Regions from separate parts of the Homo sapiens genome. Here region 1 is linked to region 2. The links are chromatin contacts, found by Hi-C or POLR2A ChIA-PET in ENCODE. All regions are on one chromosome and are shown on one strand. Each heading gives the region's core, a stretch centred on a gene start or an enhancer-like site at or near the end of the contact. The rest is flanking DNA. Distances are from core to core; before and after follow the strand shown. Region 1 has its middle 37 kb from the start of MTF2. Region 2 overlaps DIPK1A (divergent protein kinase domain 1A).

What was found. Hi-C counts contacts between places; a loop is a spot of excess contacts on that map. ChIA-PET counts read pairs that join two places held with the same protein, here RNA polymerase II (POLR2A). Pooled maps may share reads with other maps.
Region 1: a pooled map shows a loop between it and region 2 (2.5-fold over the local background). The contact joins two enhancer-like sites. A Hi-C loop is called at or near these places in 1 of 168 maps with a recorded cell type or tissue (lower leg skin) and 4 of 50 pooled maps. POLR2A ChIA-PET finds 5 or more read pairs at or near these places in 5 of 52 experiments (H1, OCI-LY7, RWPE1 and 1 more).

Annotation. Positions count from the first base shown.
Region 1 is chr1:93,039,678-93,043,993 of GRCh38, reverse strand. No RefSeq gene overlaps it. Among named protein-coding and RNA genes, the nearest start is that of MTF2, 37 kb to the left of the region's middle. RefSeq lists an enhancer at 1,242-1,501. Within about 2 kb of position 1,378, at least 6 of the 41 ENCODE cell types and tissues checked have a DNase peak (open chromatin) inside an H3K27ac peak, as active enhancers do.
Region 2 is chr1:92,856,400-92,860,638 of GRCh38, reverse strand. All of the region lies in intron 2 of DIPK1A (divergent protein kinase domain 1A), which reads left to right. Among named protein-coding and RNA genes, the nearest start is that of SNORA66, 18 kb to the right of the region's middle. Within about 2 kb of position 1,602, at least 4 of the 41 ENCODE cell types and tissues checked have a DNase peak (open chromatin) inside an H3K27ac peak, as active enhancers do.

The DNA.
Region 1 (4,316 bases), core at 129-2,628, 180 kb before region 2:
CATTTTCGTTATAATATAACATTAGTTTTTCCTCTGTATTTTCACAAAAGCAAAAAAAAAATTGTACAAGCCAATACTTATCCCTAAAATATATTTTTCTGATTACAAAGTATTGATGTTATTTCTGAAAAAATATAAAAAGTATAAAACAAAAAATAAAAATTACTCATAATACACATAGAGAATAACATTTTGGTGTCCATATTCCCATATAAAACACAGTCATATGTTGCTTAACGACAGGGTACAGTCTGAAAAAAGCATTGTTTGGTGATTTTGTCCTTGTGTGAACATCATAGAGTGCACTTACACAAACCTACATGGTAGAGCCTACTACACACTTAGGCTATATGGTATAGCCTATTGCTATACCATAGCACCATATAGGACTATGAATTGTCCTATAACTAAATATGGTACTAAGAACATAGAAGACAATAAATGCTTCAATTTATGATAATTAGGCATTGAGCAAAACTCTGATTTTCTATACCAGTTCTTCACAAGATGCCTATTAAATTGAGTTGAAACATTGATGGGATTGGTGTCTGCAAGAAATATTCTGGAAATACTAAATTTTATAATTTAATGTTAATAGGCTTTTAGTGTTGAGAGTAATGTATTTCTTGCTAAGTCATCAATAAACATCTAATTTAAAATACAATAAAAATAATTTATAAAATAGGTCATTACACTTATACAAGCTTGTTGAACAAAGGCTAGTAATATAATTTTTTAAGTACCATGAAAAGAGATCATACTGGTTCTGTGTGGTGGCTCATACTTGTAATCCCAGCACTTCGGGAGGCCGAGATGGGAAGATTGCTTGAGCTCAGGAGTTCAAGATCGGCCTGGGCAACATAGCAAGACCCCATCTTTAAAAAAATACAAAAAAATAGCTAGGCATGCTGGCACGCACCTGTAGTCCCAGCTACCTGTGGGGCTGAGGTGAGAGGATCGCTTGAACCCTGGAGGCGGAGGCTGCAGTGAGCCATGTTTGAGCCACTGCACTCCAGCCTGGATGACAAAGCAAGAACCTGTCTCAGAAAAAAAAAAGAGAGAGAGACAGTTTGTATCAAGTAGTCCAGAAGAAATAAAGCTGGAGACTAAAGTTTCAGTAGTGCTTTCTAGAACTTTTCAAGACAAGGTTATCTGTATAACTGAATTTGAGTATTTCACCAGGCATGAGAGCCAATCTCATGTGAAACACCGAATAGTCCCAAAGAACGTGAAAGGAATATCGTAATGAGGCAGAATAGGGTCTGGAGGCAAGGAACCTAAGGCTGATTCACCCTGACTTCCTAGAACTAAATCGAAAGAAAAACCCCAACTTTCTGCACCTACGTAACAAAAGGACCAGAAGCTACTCCCTTTGCAAACCCCAACCTTTTCTACACAGCAGATGGGAAACTGAAACTACCTCTGAGTGGTTACTTTTTGCAACCAATCAGACCTTTCCATAGGAATATAACATTGTAACTTCACTTCAGTGATTATGATTATGAGCCAAGGCTACATTTGCATAGAAGTGCAACTTTATAACTTCACTTTAGCCTCTGATTGTTTGCTTTCCACAACCAACCATATGTTTGCATAGGAGTGTGACCTTTGTAACTTGACTTCAGCCTCTGATTGCTTGCTGTCTGCAAGCAATCAGACTAATTGTGGACCACCACTTCATTTACATGTGGTGAACACCAAGTGGCCAATGGGAAACCTCTAGCGGGTATTTGGACCCAAGAAGGTTCTGTATCCAGAGCCTTTGAGCCGCTGTTGGGAGGGCTTCCACACCGTGGAGTGTATTTTCACTTTCAATAAATCTCTGCTTTCATGGCTTCATTGTTTCCTTGCTTTGCTGTGCGTTTTGCCCAATTCTTCAAAATGCGAAGAACCTGGGCAGCTTGCAGTCAAGAGCCTCTACTGGTAACAGTAACATGGGTTGTTTTTGTTTTGTTTTGTTTTTACAAGAGTAGGACTTTCCTCATACCCTAAGTCTTTGGTCATTAAGACACACAAATAAAACTGCATATCCTGCACTGATCATCAGCCAAGTATATTTACTAATTTCAATTAGAAGAATATAAACACCTTAACTGTCACAGTTAATTAGTATATTTGGAGATGGTGATGGAGAATGTTACGTAGAGAAAAAAAAACCAATTACTTATAGTGCAAATAGAGATTCTTAGAGGAGGGCTAAGGCAGAACTTCAAGATTAGTGTCAGATAAGGGATAAGAAGATAAAGAATAAGGGCCGGGTGCGGGACCTCACGCCTGTAATCCCAGCACTTTGGGAGGCGGAGGCGGGCGGATCACGAGGTCAGGAGATCGAGACCATCCTGGTTAACATGGTGAAACCCTGTCTCTACTAAAAATAAAAAAATAAAAATAAAAAATTAGCCGGGTGTGGTGGCGGGCGCCTGTAGTCCCAGCTACTCCGGAGGCTGAGGCGGGAGAATGGCGTGAACCCGGGAGGCGGAACTTGCAGTGAGCTGAGATCACGCCACTGCACTCCAGCCTGGGCGAGAGAGAGGGACTCTGTCTCAAAAAAAAAAAAGGGTTAATTTCATGCCAGGCACTGTGCATGACAATTGCAATACAAGTTAAATACTATAATAGAAGAAATAACAAAATTCTGTGAGGAGAAAGGAAGCTGTTCAGCCAGTGTGTCTACCTAGCCATTATTCCTTCTAAGCCAGCTGCTGCTATGTTAGTCATTTCACACAATTAGCTTTTGCTCCAATATATTTTTATTCCAACCTGACTCCGCTGGCAGATTCTGGACTCTAGGCTCCTTTACTCTGGCTCCAACCCTCTTCTGGCCTTTTGAACCTGGAGCTTGTCCCGTCTCCCTGCCATTTGATTCTTCTCTTTCTAATACATTGGCTTGGACTAGATTTCTTGAGTTTTGTATCTTCAGGTGCCTTGATAAAAGCGCAGATTCCTTTACTCTGTTTAAACCCTGGCTATAGTCACAGACTCTCTGAAAACCCCACCCGGTGTTCAGACAACTGTCTTCGTCTCACCCTAAGGCAATAGAAAACGAAATTCACGCTGGGCGCAGTGGCTCACGACTGTAATCCCAGCACTTTGGGAGGCCGAGGCGGATGGATCACCTAAGGTCAGGAGTTTGAGACCAGCCTTGCCAACGTGGAGAAACCCCATCTCTTAAAATACAAAATTAGCCGGTGTGGTGGTGGGCACCTGTAATCCCAGTTACTTGGGAGGTTGAGGAATGAGAATCACTTGAACCCAGGAGGCGAGGTTGCGGTGAGCTGAGATCGTGCCATTGCACTCCAGCCTGGGCAACAAGAGTGAAACTCCATCTCAAAAAAAAGAAGAAAAGAAAGAAAGAAAGAAATTCAAATGGCCCTTCACCATATGAAAAGACATTATCATAAGGCAGTTGCAAATTAAGGGTAACTGAAATAACATCCTGCACTTCTCAGATTACGAAAAAACAAAAGCGTAGCAATACACTTTGTTCAAGAGATTGTAGAAATAAATAAACTACTGTTGGAAGTGCAGAATCCACATCCCTTTGGGGGTGATTTAGAAGGCATTTCAATTGCACGTATTCTTCAACCCAGCACTATCACTTCTGGCAATTCATTCTAAAAATATGTTTGCATTTATACAAAATGACAAATTTACAAGGTCATTTATTGAGGCATTGCTTGTATAGCCATGAAGATTGGAAATAGCCCAAATGTCCATCCATAGCAGAATTTTCCAATCTCAGCACTAATTGACATTTTAGACCAGATAATTCTTTGTTATGGGACTGTTCTGTGCATTGTAGCATATTTAGTAGCATCTCTGGCCTCTACCTACTAGATGTGAGCAGCACTTTACTCCCAGACCAAAATGATTGTAGACAATGCCAAATGACCCCAGTCAGGGACAAAACCTCCCAGACTCTCTAATTGAGAACCACTTATATACAGATAACTGGTTAAATAATAATGGTATATTCACAAGTGGAATACTATGCAACTGTAAAAACAATGTGGAGCTTTCAATGTGCTAATATGGAATACTGATTGGATAATAAAAAGAATGGAAACAAGAGAAGAAAGAAAGCTACATTTTCATGATTACAAGGATGTGAGGAGATGGAGAGAGAAGACTGTATCTCCATTATCCATACACTTTTTTTTGTTGTTGTTGTTGAGGGAGTCTCACTCTCTCTGTTGCCCAGGCTGGGGTGCAGTGGCGTGATCTCAGCTCACTGCAACCTCCGCCTCCTGGGTTCAAGTGATTCTCCTGCCTCAGTCTCCCAAGTAGCTGAGATTACAGGTGCCCACGACCATGCC
Region 2 (4,239 bases), core at 353-2,852:
TTTTTTTTTTTAGTAGAAATTGGGTTTCACCAAGTTGGCCAGGCTGGTCTCGAACTCCTGACCTCAGGTTATCCACCTGCCTTGGCCTCCCAAAGTACTGGGATTATAGGTGTGAGCCACTGTGTCCGGCCCCCAAGTCTGCCTTTTTAAGTGCTCTATCAACTTGCATGAAAGATTTAGTCAAGACAAAACCAATGATACTTCAAAGGCAGGCTTGTGTTTCCTTATAATTAGCATCAGGCCACTAGAAATTCTGAACCAATAATTCTCAGTACGTGGTCTCTTAGGCCAGCGTGGGCACTTAAAATTAATGCATATTTTCAGCCTAATCCAAGACCTACTGAGTCCAGAAACTCTGAGACAGGTCCAGCAAACTGTGTTTTCATCAGCCCTCCGTGCAATCTGAAGCTCTCTAAAGTTTGAGAACCTCTAACTGTAAAACTGTTAGCTCCAGGTACCTCCCTAAAGGTAAAGATTATAGCCTCAACTAGTTCTTAAAACCTCTTCATTAAAAGGTATGGAATATCTCATATTTCAGCCAATCCACAACACATATCTTAGATACCTTTAATTTTACCAGTTATCATTCATTTGTAATATTTATCCATCCATTTATCATGCTATTTAACAAACCACAGGCCGGGTGCAGTGGCTTATGCCTGTAATCTCAGCACTTTGGGAGACCAAGGCAGGCAGATTGCCTGAGGCCAGTAGCTTGAGACCAGCCTTGGCAACAAATTGACACACCATCTCTACTAAAAATAAAAAATTAGCCAGGGTGGTGGCATGCACCTATAATCCTAGCTACTTAGGAAGCTGAGGTGGGAGGATTGCTTGAGCCCAGGAGGTCAAGGCTGCAGTGAGCTGTGATCATGCCACTGCACTTCCAGCCTGGGCGACAGAGTGAGACCCTGTCTCGAGAAAATGACAAATTTCACCAATAAAAGCCAGATTTCCTAATTAACAAGTCTCAGAAATTGACCAATCTTGATCAAAGTAAGGAGATAAGGAATATAGAAGCGCTTGGAGTAGCTGCCTCGAGCATTGGCTTCCTGATTACAGCTCTAGCCAAGCACCTGTGCATTCCTGATTTGGATATGAGAGACATCTGGACTATAACTTACACACATATATTAAACTGTGTGTGCTGAGGAATTCTAAAATAAATTGCAGACTCTATTATAACCGAAGGAAGGAAAGAGTGGAGAGGATGTGTGTGTTGCGGGCAGGGGGGAGAGAGATTTGAGCACTTTTAATGGCTGAGAGAGAGAGAGGATGAGAACGCGAACATGAAGTGCAAGTCTAGAAAATGGTGAAGATTTAGTATCGTTGATACGGGGAACGGGAGAGGGTGTTGACGAGAGACGTGGAAGATTTTCAGGCATTGTTAACCCAACTCAGCTATTTTTTTTCCTTAGGAAAAATTGATGAGTTTGTCTGAAATACATTTTTAGAACACACATCTTAGAAAATTACTTAAAACCTGGTAGTATACATCTGTTCATTGTTATTGCCCCCTTGTGGTATAGTTTCCATAGTTGATGAAATTATTCATTCAACTCGGGTGGGTTTCGTCAAATAAGACTAAAGAGTGCCATCTCCTGGTTTGATGAGGTATGTGCAGGCAAGAGAGGCATTTAGGAGAATCACCGGAGTAAAGAACAATCTTAGGACAGGAAAAACCTTTGATGTTTTCGCTGATCATCCTATGGTAAAGTGAAACATTCTCTATAATTTCTGTGTCTTTTTATTTAGAATATCGTTTTACTGACAGTAATTACAGTTTGTGTCTGTGGCTGTGCCTGAAAAACAACAAAACAAAACAAAACAGTACGTGGCCAACCATCCTTTCTATACAAGCATGTGGGAAATTTGCTTTTGGTTTTTGATGTAAGCCACAAGTGGAAGAGCCTGCTCATTGTAACTGCCTCTTTGATGAAGGGTTGGCTTGAGATTTTTTCTTAGAACTAGAATTTGTCTTGTAGCTGAATGCCAGACTAGTCTTTACTGCTTCCCAATAAGTTTACTAATGAGCTACCTGGTTTGTGCTTTAAAAAAAAAAAGTATTAAATATTATAGAAAAGTATGCACTTTAATCCTCAATGAGATTTTAAAGCCAAAGCCACTATTTATGTTGGTTATTTAATAAACATTTACGGAACACTTAAATACCAAACTGTGCTGTGTGCTAGAGAGGAGGGGAGGTTTGAAGATGAATGTAACCAAGTATCTGCCTTCAAATCATCCAGCTTTCCACAAGGGAAGATAACTTGGACACAAATAATGTTAGATTTCAGAATATACAGAAAGAAGGGAGGAAGAAAATAGTGTCAGGAAAGAAATATAAACTCCCAAGATGATTATTGAAAGATGGTTGTGGAAAGAGTCATGTTTAAATCCTGACATTGAACAGAGTTAAGATGAAGTGTTTCTTAAGATTCAGGAGCCCAAGATCAGGACAGTGGAAGGATATCACTCTTTAAGTCCGATCCCATGAATTGTTCATGACAGAGGGCCCTACTTCCGGATAAAAACCCAGCATACACTTCATTCATCCATTTGGCAAGTGCTTTTTTATCTGTATTTGATTATGCGTCAGGCATTGTACAAAGTCCTCAGGAAATAAGGATGAAAGTCCTAGCCCTGTTGTGAGTTGCTTGTATGGAGGGAATGACCAGAGACACCTTTAGTGGGTGCACTCGGGAGGGGTATCTGACACAGTCGGTGCTAAACCTGCTCTGCATGCTCCTCTCCAACATAAATAATCCTGGTTCTGTTACTTTAGTGGTTAAAAGAACAGGCTCTGGAGGCAGACTATCTGGGCTCAGGTTCCAACTCTGCCATTAACCTGCTCTCTGTAAATTTCTTACCCTCTTCTTAACCTCTCTTGCCTCAGTTTCTTTATCAATAAAATGGAGATAATGGTAATACCTATTCCATAGGGAGATTTTGAGAATTTAAGATATATACATGCAAATCTCATAGAACAGTATTGGCATATAAAAAACAATATGACAGCCGGGCACGGTGGCTCACTCCTGTAATCCCAAGCACTTTGGGAGGCCAAGGCAGGCAGATCGCCTGAGGTCAGGAGTTCCAGACCAGCCTAGCTAACATGGTGAAACCCCATCTCTACTAAAAATACAAAAATTAGCTGGGCGTGATGGCAGGTTCCTATAATCCTAGCTATTCGGGAGACTGAGGCAGGAGAATCACTTGAACTGGGGAGGTGGAGTTTGCAGTAAGCCAAGACCACGCCACTGCACTCCAGCCTGGGTGACAAAAGCGAAACTCCATCTCAGAAAAAAAAAAAAAAAACAATATGACAAACGCTGTGTAGCTACCACCTTCTTAACAAATCTTAACCTTTTGCCATATTTGCTTCATTTTTAAAAAGAAGTAAAACATTACAGGTATAGTTGAAGCTCTCTTATCCTGCCTGATATTCTCCTTCCTCCCTCTTTAGAGGAATCACCATCTTGAATTTGGTATGAGTTTTTGCCATGATGTTTTTCTACTTTCACTGCATGTGGCAGGGGTACATAAATACTATGTTTATGTTTGCATATATCTAAACTTTAATAAATGGTACTAAACTGCTCACGTCATTCTGAAATTGTTTCTATTTCACATTATGTTGATATGTCTGGGCCTATTTATTTCATTTTAATGACTGCATAGTATTTCGTACTATGAATATACCACTTTATTCAACCATTCTCCTGTTGAGGGGCATTAACGTTCTTACCCATTTTCCACTCTCACAAACTGCATCTGGATGGCAAATCTCCCAGTACTGCACCTAGATGGCATGCTGCAGTCCTTCCAAGACTGTACCCTGGCCTGCATCACATCTTGTCTTATCTTGTCTTTTCTCTTCTTTTCCTTTTCTTTTTTTCCTTCCTTAAAACTAATCTCTCAAGACCTGGCGCAGTGGTTCACGCCTGTAATCCCAGCACTTTGGGAGGCCAAGGCGGGTGGATAACCTGAGGTCAAAAGTTCGAGCCCAGCCTGACCAACATGGAGAAACCCCATCTCTACTAAAAATACAAAATTACCTGGGCTTGGTGGTGGACACCTGTAATCCCAGCTACTTGGGAGGCCGAGGCAGGAGAATCGCTTGATCCCAGGAGGAGGAGGTTGCAGTGAGCCGAGATCGTGCCATTGCACTCCAGCCTGGGCAACAAGAGGAAACTCCGTCTCAAAAAATAATAATAATAATAAATAATAGTAAATAAA